2 separate regions of the Homo sapiens genome follow, and region 2 is linked to region 1. The links are chromatin loops, found by intact Hi-C in ENCODE. Cell type or tissue: gastrocnemius medialis. All regions are shown on one strand. Each heading gives the region's core, and the rest is flanking DNA. Links, peaks and the distances in the headings are about the cores only. Region 1 overlaps COPS8-DT (COPS8 divergent transcript). Region 2 overlaps LOC105373948 (a long non-coding RNA gene).

Evidence for each region. Hi-C counts contacts between places; a loop is a spot of excess contacts. Peaks named below come from ENCODE experiments on the same cell type or tissue, not always from the same donor. Only the 100,000 strongest peaks of a DNase experiment are listed, where the experiment ranks them.
Region 2: a loop joins it to region 1, with 12 times the contacts of the local background. A loop is called at or near these places in 1 of 110 quality-filtered maps.

The regions. Positions count from the first base shown.
Region 1 is chr2:236,986,438-236,991,814 of GRCh38, reverse strand. The region is part of intron 1 of COPS8-DT (COPS8 divergent transcript); the gene reads left to right. Among named protein-coding and RNA genes, the nearest start is that of COPS8-DT, 97 kb to the left of the region's middle. In gastrocnemius medialis, for the core only: no CTCF peak of the experiment used is centred there; DNase peaks (open chromatin) are centred at 2,244 and 2,784; H3K4me3 peaks cover 907 bases; H3K27ac peaks cover 3,284 bases.
Region 2 is chr2:236,729,817-236,735,193 of GRCh38, reverse strand. LOC105373948 (a long non-coding RNA gene) reads left to right here. Exons shown (of 6, transcript XR_924022.2): 5 at 2,642-2,927; 6 at 3,376-3,671. Among named protein-coding and RNA genes, the nearest start is that of ACKR3, 160 kb to the right of the region's middle. In gastrocnemius medialis, for the core only: no CTCF peak of the experiment used is centred there; DNase peaks (open chromatin) are centred at 1,813, 2,713, 2,993 and 4,553; H3K27ac peaks cover 3,282 bases.

The DNA of each region.
Region 1 (5,377 bases), core at 227-5,226:
CAAATAAGCAATAAAACATACGAAAAATACAAAATATACTCCAGGTAGAAGATGCTGGGTCTATTAGTCCATTCTCATGCTGCTATGAAGAAATACCCAAGACTGGGTAATTTATAAAAGAAAGAGGTTTAATTGACTCACATTTCTGCAGGGCCGGGGAGGCCTCAGGAAGCTTAAAATCATGGTGGAAGGGGAAGCTAACATCCTTCTTCACATGGCGTCAGCAAGAAGGGCAGAGTGAAGTGGGAGAAAATCTCCTTATAAAACCATCAGATCTCTTGAGAACTTACTCACTATCATGAGAAGAGCATGGCAGCTACCACCCCCATGATTCAGTTACCTCCCACCAGGTCCCTACCATGACACATGGGGATTATAGGAACTACAACTCGAGATGAGATTTGGGTAGGGACACAGCCAAACCATACCACTGGGTATCACAAGGCCACCCCAGGCTGACTGTGCACCCTACAATCCTAAGGGCACCGTTGCACACATGTTGGAGCTGTGCATGCAATGGCCCTGCTTGGGCTGGGGAATTAGCAGGAAATGAGGGGAAAGGGCTGGGACTCTGAATATGTTTGGAAGGTAAAGCCAACAGGCTGTCTAGCAAGATCCCTTTCACCGTGGAAACGGAATCATCTTTTGTCATTTACCTCATGTGGGTCCCCTTTGCAGAGCAGGTTCAGGGTAGGACTTTCATTTGGATTCTCAAGAACCAGCAGAAAGTCACCGAGTGCTGCCCTGTTTTTGTCATCAGTCATCAATCTCCCAAAAGCCTAGGGAAGACAATGTGGAGAATGAGCCCAGATGTATCTTTGGAGACAAGGTGCCCATTAATAGAATGTCATATTTAGTCAATGACATTGTAAGAATTTGTAAGTGTTTTCTGAAGGGAAAAACATTTTGTCTTTGATGGATTTTCTGTTTTACAGACATAATTAATCACATGTGTTAAGAAATCAATTTCTTTAATAGCAAAAATAATCTGTTTTGCCAACTGGAAACACCACTTTCATTTAAGAAACACTCTCCACCAGTTGATTGTACTTCTTGGCGCCAGAAGCAAGGATGCTGTCCGTGTGCTCAGATTATAATGATTTACTGAAGAAATATGAAGTTCTCAGACCAGCAGAGAGTGTTCAAATGCTTTTGCTTTAACAAAAGGATTCTCATTCATAAATACATGTCACAAATAAGTAACAAAATACAAATATACAATACACAAAATATACAATTGTATATTTTGTACAAAACAACTGTTTTCTAACTTCTGAGGAATAGACATTTTCTGAAGACTGTTGTGTGATAATCTAGAATCAAAGAATTTGAACTCATAGGCAGATGTTAACCTAGTCCCCTTCCCCTGCCCGCATGTTAGGACCCCTCTTCAATGTCCTCAGGAGATGGGCTTCTATGCCCTCTCCCAGCATGTCAGGGGAGGAAGAGGCTGACACGCTGCCTGCTGCTTCCTATCTGAATACGGGAAAGCTGGCTGCGGGAAAGCTCTGCTTATTGTGGATCTACCCTCTTGCCATTTCCCCATTGGCGCTGGTTAGGTCTTCTGGAATTAGAGTTCTTTTCTCAAAAAGGTGAAGCTGGCTATCAAGTCAGTACTAAAAAATCACTTTTCTGAGCCCCCACTTTCCTAATTCCATCAGCTGCAACAGGAATCCAGTCTTGGTGATTTGTTGTTGTTGTTGTTGTTGTTGAGACGGAGTCTCGCTCTGTCACCCAGGCTGGAGTGCAGTGGTGCGATCTCAGCTCACTGCAACTTCCGCCTCCAGGGTTCAAGCGATTCTCCTGCCTCAGCCTCCCGAGTAGCTGGGATTACAGATGTGTGTCACCACACCCAGCTAATTTTTGTATTTTTTTAGTAGAGATGGGGTTTCACCATGTTGGACAGGCTGGTCTCAAACTCCCGACCTCAGGTGATCCACCCACCTCGGCCTCCCAAAGTGCTGGGATTATAGGTGTGGGGCACCATGCCCGGCCTCAAAAAGGTGAAGGTGGTTATCAAGTCAGTACAAAGAATTCACTTTGCTGAGCCCACACTTTCCCCATTCCGTTAGCTGCAACAGGAATCTAGTTTTGGTGATTTCTTAAAGAAGCCACTTGAACCAAGGCACAGCATCCTAAAGTCGCATGGCCCCCACAGAGCTCACCACGTGCTTTCCACATCTACCCCAGGTTTCCAGAGGGAACGAGGGCTGGCACTTACTAAGAGTCACCTCCTTCTTGCCCTGGGGTTGGAGTGGGGTCACCTTAGGGGAAGAAGTCCTACTTCTCTGAAAACAGCGAAGGAACTAACACTTGGCTCACCCCGACTCAGCTGTGCAGGCTCTGTTGGAAGAGAAAACCCAGCATCCCTAATCCATCAGGGTCTGGAAGAAATCTCGCAAGAGAGAATGACTTGATTTTAAAATTCTGACTGCCTTTGTCATCCTCCTGCCAGGCCTGACCTTTTGCAGATATGCTTTTAATTAAGCAAGGGTTTTGCTTAGCCTCTTCCCACCTTCTTCAGTTTCCAGCGACTGTGCCAGATTGTTCAGTCAACTTCTTAAATTAACACGAGGGCTGCTGGTGCATTGGGGGCTTCGACAGGAGGCACCAGTGCCTGCCTTTCTGTGCTTGTCACAGCTGCTTCTCTGCAGACTGAGGTCCAGGGCGCTGGGGTGACAGACAGCACACAGCCACACCGGCCGGTCACAGGGAGGACCTTGCTGTGTGCTGCACATATTTGTGACCTGACCAATGACTGGCAGGCTGCATCCTGGACTGAACCTAGAAGACACGCCTCTGGGGTGAAGAGGGGTCAACAAAGCAGCTCGTGTTCCCTGCTCCAAAGGACGCAGCTGCAGAGTGTTTTGGTCATGGAGAATTGCTACCGTCCCCAACTCAGAACTTGGAACAGACTGTCTCGTCTCCAAAATACAAAATAAAAAAAAAAAGATCAACAGGAACCCAAAGAGAGGTGAGGAAAAGTGCAGTTGTGCAACAAGCCCGCTGTTCTTGCCATGAGGAAATGCTGAAGTCACTTAGAACTGATGACTGAAATGATTGTGGCAAGTGCTTTCTTGCCACACTGGGTAAGGGGGCATTTCCCTATTAAAGTCCCTTACCATTTTCTAAGGGGTGCAGTTTAAGGACGTCTTTCCGTAAAATACCCAATTGTACTAACTAAGCTTCCTTTTGGAGAGAACTGACCCTGCTTTTCTCCAAAGGTAAATATTGAATGTGACAGTGGGAGAAAATCATTCATTTCAAATTGTTATTGACACGCTCTGATAAACACTCGGCAAGCAAGAATCTGGTTTGAGATCCAGACACCCAAAGTCCTAGGCTGATCACTGTGTTCATCTCTAACATGTGTACCTGCAAACAGCAGTCTGTTACATGGGTTTCCTTGGAACTAGGAAGGCTGGCATCCTTCCAAAGGGCCACTGGCTCTAAGGTCCAGCTGCCCACTTGGTTCCAAAACCTTCTCTTGTGTCTAGAATGTTGGGAGATATCATGGCCTTCTTATGCCCATTGGCCAGCCCATTGGTTTAGAATGCACTTAACAAACAGAAATACAGACATGTTTGCTTCTAAGGTTTTAGGAATGAAATTCCCATTAGAGCTCACCTGAAATGGAGTGTTAAGTGCCTCCTTGCAGAAGGGTTGGTCCTACATTTGTCCTGTTGTGATGCATGCATTTGACACACAGCAAACGCCTAGGATCCTAGAATGTCACACCAGCAAGGCCCTAAGACATCACACTTCTTCTGATGACAAACCTACAGCCCAGGGTGTTATGTGACTGGCTCAAGGACTCACAACAAGTTGACCTCAAAGCTGCGCCCAGGCTCCTGGGCTGATAAGACCACACCCCCCATCCTGCCCTCCCAGGATCCTCCAGACCCTTTAATAGGAGGAGACGCTGACCTGGGCATTTGGAGAGACACAGTCTTCCTGGACTCGGGGTGGGAGGGGTAAGGGCAGTCACCGGGTCACTGACCCTCTTTACAGTCTCAGGAATTGTACCTGTTTAGGGTCCCTCAGTTTTGCAGCCAATGCCAAGGCAGGTGAGGAAAACAGTCCCTGCCTGCCGTGTGTTGCTGGGACACTTTGCCGCAGATGTCACCTTCGCTCTCCTTACTCACCTAATGCTGACAATGGCGCCCGTGGACCAGGCGTTCTTCCCACACCTCCTGAAATGCTCATTTATCAGTGTAAACTCCCTTTGAAGCACCTCAAGGAATTTCCCCCTTCAAGGGCGGATGAATGGCAGCCCGAGCAGCCTATTGTATACGGTATTGTCAGACTGAAATACAAAGAACTATCGCCCAATGAGTGGTATTAGACCTGCATGGGGTAGTGCCAATGGGAATTGGAATTCCAGCCCCTTATCTTCCAGAAGAATTCCTCAGACTCCATGGAAGGCCATCGTGCCACAAAGCAGTTCACTGCTGCTGCTTCCCTTGGAGGGCTGTGTCTCAGTGCAAGATGCAAAGAAGTCAAGTGGACGGGGAAGCATGTTGTCCAGCGTTGGTCACCTCACCTGCCCAGGTGGGTACTCTCTTCTGCAGCTGTCCCCATGGCTTCTCCACATGAGGGTGGACACCCAGGCAGTGTTCCAGTGTTCACAGAGGCCACTGGCTCAGGAACAGTGCCCCAATTCATCTCCACCAAGCAGGAAGGACAAAGATCTACTTGCATCCTAAAATAGCATACTTTCAGATATTAGGAGCACTTTTCTATGGGAAATACTGGAAATGGACTTTTGAACCTCTAGGAGAGGAAGAGAGAGAACAAGTCAGGCTGAGAAACGTGGTTCCCAGCAAGCAGCAGCCCGCCTGAACGCCCGCGCCTACACGTGGGGTGGGCTTCTGGTGGAAGACTGTGGGAACCAAGACTAAATAAATGCTAAGTGCCCTCAATGCTTCTAAAACACAAGGCTGGCAACAATACAAAATACAAGCTGAAAAGAAAAACAAACAGGTAGCCCTGCCAGCTGGGCATTGCCCCAGGTGTCTGAATAATTTTGTGATTGAATCAGGCACCTGGCTGTAGCACTGTAGTTTATTCCTCCTCAGCTAAAGTGACATACTTATGAGAATGTCGCCTTAGTGTCTGGGCTTCTTCAAAAACAAAGGTAAATAGAAGAGTCAAGAATGGAACAGGTCATGTGGGATTTGCTCAGGACTGTTTGCTTTTGCCCATGGAAACTACAGTGGCCTCAAGAAGCAGTTGAGTGTGTTGTACAACCCTCAGTTGCTTCGGTCTCAACAGGGAAAATACTGACCTGGGTAAGCACACCTTGGGTTTTTTTTTTTTTTTTTTTAACTGAATCAATTTCTTAGAAAAATGAAGTCTCCATAGCATTTGTTTTCCA
Region 2 (5,377 bases), core at 248-5,247, 260 kb after region 1:
ATTCCCGGGACTTCTGCAAATGCCATTCAGAGTGGGAACATAGGAAAGCAACATTGTCACCTCACGGTGCAATCACAGCCTTTAGGTGTCATTCCCAGGAGGGTAGGATGAGTAACTGACAAGAAACGTGAGAAGCTTCATTTTCTTAGTAGAGAGCAGCAGGCAAAGCTATGGCTCTCAATGCTAATTTTCTGGGTGGCCACAACAGACCAGTTCCCGTGGGTCCCAGCCTATCAGGAGAATGGCTTCCAGAGTTGACCAACCCACAGACATCCATGGGAAATGCATGGAAACCTGTCAAATTAATGAAATTGATAGATGACACAAAACTGGGAAGAAAGACCAATGTACTATGTGACTGTATTCGTTTCCTTGGATGTTGTAACAAAGTACCACAAAGGGGTAGCTCAAAGCAACGGAAATTTACGCTCCCACAGTTCCAGGTGACAGAAGTCTGAAATCAAGGTGTCTGCAGGGCCACCTCCCTCTGAAGGCTCTAGGGGAGGATCCTTTCCTGCCTCTTCCTGGTGTCTGGGGGCTGCCAGGAATCCTTGGCATTCCTTGTCTGGCAGCTCCATCACTCCAATTTCTGCCTCTGTCATCACGTGGTATCAACACCTCCTGAGTGTCTCTGTCTCTGTGTCCACACTTCCCTCTTATTTTTATTTTTTATTTTTTTGAGACGGAGTCTCACTCTGTTGCCCAGGCTGGAGTGCAGTGGCATGTTCTCGGCTCACTGCAAGCTCCGCCTCCTGGGTTCGAGCAATTCTCTGCCTCAGCCTCCCGAGTAGCTGGGATTACAGGTGCCCACCACCACGCCCAGCTAATTTTTGTATTTTTAGAAGAGACGGGGTTTCACCATCTTGGCCGGGCTGGTCTTGAACTCCTGACCTCGTGATCCACTCACCTCGGCCTCCCAAAGTGCTGGGATTATAGGCATGAGCCACCACGCCCAGCCCCATACTTCCCTCTTCTTATAAGGATACCAGTCATTGGAATAGGGCCCACCCTGTTCTGGTATAACCTCATCTTAACTTGATGACATCCACAAAGACCCTATTTCCAAATAAGGTCACATTCACAGGTACACAGTTGAAGGTGGAACATGTATTTTTGGGGGACATAACTCAGTACAATGACCAAGGGAAAGTCTAGAAACATCTTGATAACTGGAGCGAAGAATAAATGTAGAGAAAGACATTCAATAGTGATCATTAAAAAATGTGCACTTGGGTTCAGACATACACTTAAATGTGTACAGAGTGAAAAAGATGTGACTGAGAGAGGCATGCACGTGAGAAAACTTAGGCACCTTCACAGACTGCAGAGCTGCTAGGGACTGAGCCATCTCCTGCTGGTTAACGATGCCCTGAGCATGATGTCTGGATCACCTCAGCTCCATTACAGAAAATCCAAATCCAAAGTGCCAGGTTTAGCTACAAACACGAGGCCTTAAGGACACTAGTAGACTGAAGGAGGTTCAAAGAGCATGTCCAGGAAAAGTTCAAAATCCACCATACATGAGAAGCCATGGAAAGAAAAGATGGTGAGAAGCAGAAGGGGAAAACCCAAGACTTCAGGAGAACGAGAGAACCATCTTCAAATACTTACAGGGCAGCCGTACAGAGCAGGGTGTGGACCAATTTCCTGTGCCTGCAGATTTAGGGTCAATGACAACAGGGGGCTGTATGGGGGGCTTCAAAATACATTCCAATTTGGAGGCTGTTGAAATAGAAGAGCCTCATATGGGAATTCATGTAGAGAGGGCCTCCACGCCCAAAAGCCTGGCATTGTCCTTGATTCAGGAAAGAATAAAACTTGGAGACTGGAATTGGGAAGGCTTCCTGCCTTACTCAGAGAAGGCTCTCGGCACTGCTGTCTCACAATGCTGGACTCACGCCTTCCATCCCTGGGGCTCAGGGCTGCAAATTCAGCTGAAATAATGAGGACACTTTCCCCCAATCTGAAAAGTGGCAGGGGAGGAGGGAGTAAGGAGCCCAGGGAGAAGATTTCCAAATACATGCAAATACATGCACACAGAAATACATAAATAATAAGTTGTATCTGCCTGAAAGTTACCACCTACCTCTTATTTGTTGGACATATTGGGATTCTGGGTAAGATGTTGGTTTGTTGCTTACATTTTTAAAAAACCATTGAGTCCTAGAGAAATGAACTAAATCTAACCATATGCAGCACAGTAGGATATTAAATACGTGAATGAGAAAAATACTAAAAAGTGAATGAATGGGTTAGGGAGTAAGAGAGTGAGGGAATCCCTTCCTCTGCAGGTTGCGATGGTCCCATCGTGCACCTGAAGATGGCAACTAAAGAGAAAAGGTGTCGTTTGAATCTCTGGGCCCACATAGAACCTGCCCAAAGCAACGTGGGGCTAAAGTGTTCCCTGCCATGAACTCTGGCTTAGACAGGTGGACTCCCAGGAAGGGAGGCCAGGTAACCACCAGGAAGTCACTAGCCACTTTGAGTCACTGGCTGCCACATAAGACATCCTTGGGTAGACTTCAGTGCATTTAAGGCTGGAAACTTACTCTCATGCATTATTTCTTGTAATGTCATTTACTTGTTCTCTTTAAACTTTTTTAACTCTCTGCCCCTTTCCCTCTTGTGGCATCTCTTCCAGGCAATGCAACAGAGCTTCTATTTCCTGGCAGATGGACCATGAGCCTGGGCCAGAGAATCTGGTGCTGAGCTGCTGCAGTCAGCTGAGCTGCTTACGTAACCTGAAGGCTCTCCTGGGAGGACCATGCTGTGAAAGGCAGCTCTGGTTTGCTTCCCCTCAGATAATGTTTATATGGCCTTTTGGTCAGAGAAGAAGCAAAGATAATCCCCCTGACCCTCAGGTTGAGGAGACACAGATCGGCCTTTGCTGAGGGTAGCACAGCAAATGAGGATGCATCTCCCAGCAGGTGACGTGCCCGGTCCTGTGACTCATGCCCTTTATCCCAGTAAGTGATCTGGCTCTGGTAAAGTGCCCTAGGGAGCCTTGCCTGGACAAGGAGCACCTCGTGATAGTCTGCCCTGTGCAACCCGCTGCTGTTTCTGACGAGGTTAAGCTGGATTCAAATGCTAGGTGACAGGACCTTGCCTTGCACGATGGTTTCTTACCCCACAATATTCATCTCAGGGGTGAGCAGGCTAGCAACATTCTTGGATGACATGGCCATTCTGGTGAGATGGTAAATGCCTGGGGCCTGGACTCTGAAGATCTTCACGAGGTCACTCCCGCATGACTGTCCTGAATAGGCAAAGCAGTCTGCCTGATGTAGCCACCCCACTTTCTAGGGTCAATGACCCATCTGCGGCTCCCAGCCTGGGAGTCCTAGATGCTTAGATTAGGTTCTTTTTCTCTCTTAGGGTCAAATGCAAACAAAAATGCTGTGAGACGCAGGACATCAGGGGCATCCCAGGGCCTGAATATTCTTACTCTGACCAGAGCCGGCTCCGGGCAGCTGTCAGCCATGCCTTAAAAATCAGAAGTCTGCACACTTTTTCCGTAAAGGGCCAGGTATTAAATCTTTCAGGTTCATGGGCCACATGTGGTCTCAGATGCAACTACCCAGCACTGCCATTGTGGCATGGAAGCAGCCATAGAGACTTTGTAAATGAATGGGCACGGTGGCATTCCAATAAAACTTCATTTACAAAAACAAGCCATGGGCTGGATTTGGACTATGAGTTATACTTTGCCAACACCTGGTTTAAATTAAATCTGAACTTCCCTCGGAGGTGGACATATTCCCCCTTCTAAGTTCTCTCTTTTTTTTTTTTTTTTTTTTGAGACAGAGGCTTGCTCTGTCACCCAGGATGGAGTGCAGTGGCAAAATCTCAGCTCACTGCAAATTCTGCCTCCCAAGTTCAAGAGATTCTCCTGCCTCTTGAGTAGCTGGGATTACAGGCACCCGCAACCATGCCTGGCTGATTTTTGTATTTTTACTAGAGACAGGGTTTCACCATGTTGGCCAGGCTGGTCTCAAACTCCTGACCTCAAGTGATCCGCCCGCCTCAGCCTCCCAAAGTGCTGGGATTACAGGCGTGAGCCACGGTGCCTGGCCTTGCCTTCCATTACTAACCACTTGCCTGAAATGCTATTGAAATACACCTCTTAGTGGGTGTTTGGATTTGTGGTGCACAGGGGCTGCCAGATCGAATACAGGACACCCAATTAAAATTGAATTTCAGAGAAACAGCCCAGTGGCTATTTTTAGTTTAAGTGTGTCCCTTATACTAAAACACTATTGGTTATGTATCTGAAATTCACATTTAACTGGGCTCCTATCTTTGTAATTTGCTGAATCTGTCAGCCCTGGGTGCATTAACTCTGGCTTGGGAGGTTGTGTGCAGCCAGCACAGGGACTGAAAGGGCCTGAGGATGACCCGGGGGACTTGTTCTCTCTTAGGAAGCCTCAGCGCAGATTTAGCAGGACCAATAATGGGAAGGAAGAATTGTCAAGGTGGGAGAGTGGCTGGGCATACAGCTCCTGTGACTTCACGGGACAGTGCCCGGGGATGTGAGCCAGGCCACCGAGCTGAGCTGGCAGCCCCAGGTGACCCAGAGAACTCCAGCCGGCCTGCTGTGACCCCAGCCTTCCCTGCCGCAGAGAGAAGCCAGGTCCGTCTTCCAGACTCACAGTCCACCAGCAGTTTCTGAGGTCAAAGATTGTAATCTCATCGAAGCAACGGCCTCCTTGTCACAACATTGTTACCCTCTGCTGTTTTCGTAAGAAAAAAAAAAAAAGCTGTAGATGCACTCACCATTTATCCCCATCCTTCTCCATTAATGATCAGCCTAATTATTTCAATGTGCTGCATTGGTGGTTTGGAATGTAATAGTTAAAACCTAATGAATTATTAATATGCGGATAAACGATGTTTAATGCTCAGTGATACATTTCATAAGTATAAAAACTAACTTTTAAACTTTTAGAACATTACTGGAGGCTGTTATTCCTTCTCTGTTTCAGTTAGGGAAGCTGAGGCACTGGGAAATCCAAGATCATGCATTGGTGGACTCTGTGGGGAAAACAGGATTGGAACTCAAGGAATCTAACACACCACCCTCAAAAAACAATCTAAAGCATATTTATAATGTTTTTCAATTTAATATCCTCTTTCTGATAGTTCGTTTTGACCATATTTGCTTCTTTTATTTTAGACAATTTTGAAAATGGAAAATAAAGGGAAAACAACTGCCACCAAGGGTAAAGTTGTTTAACTTTGTGATATGTTGCTTTCTAGAGTGTTTTCCCCACACAGGTATATATACATACATACAAACACTCATAGACATGTGTGCCTCTATGTGTTTATATACCTAAACTCTTGTTAAATATATTTATTTAACAAAATTGAGAGATTC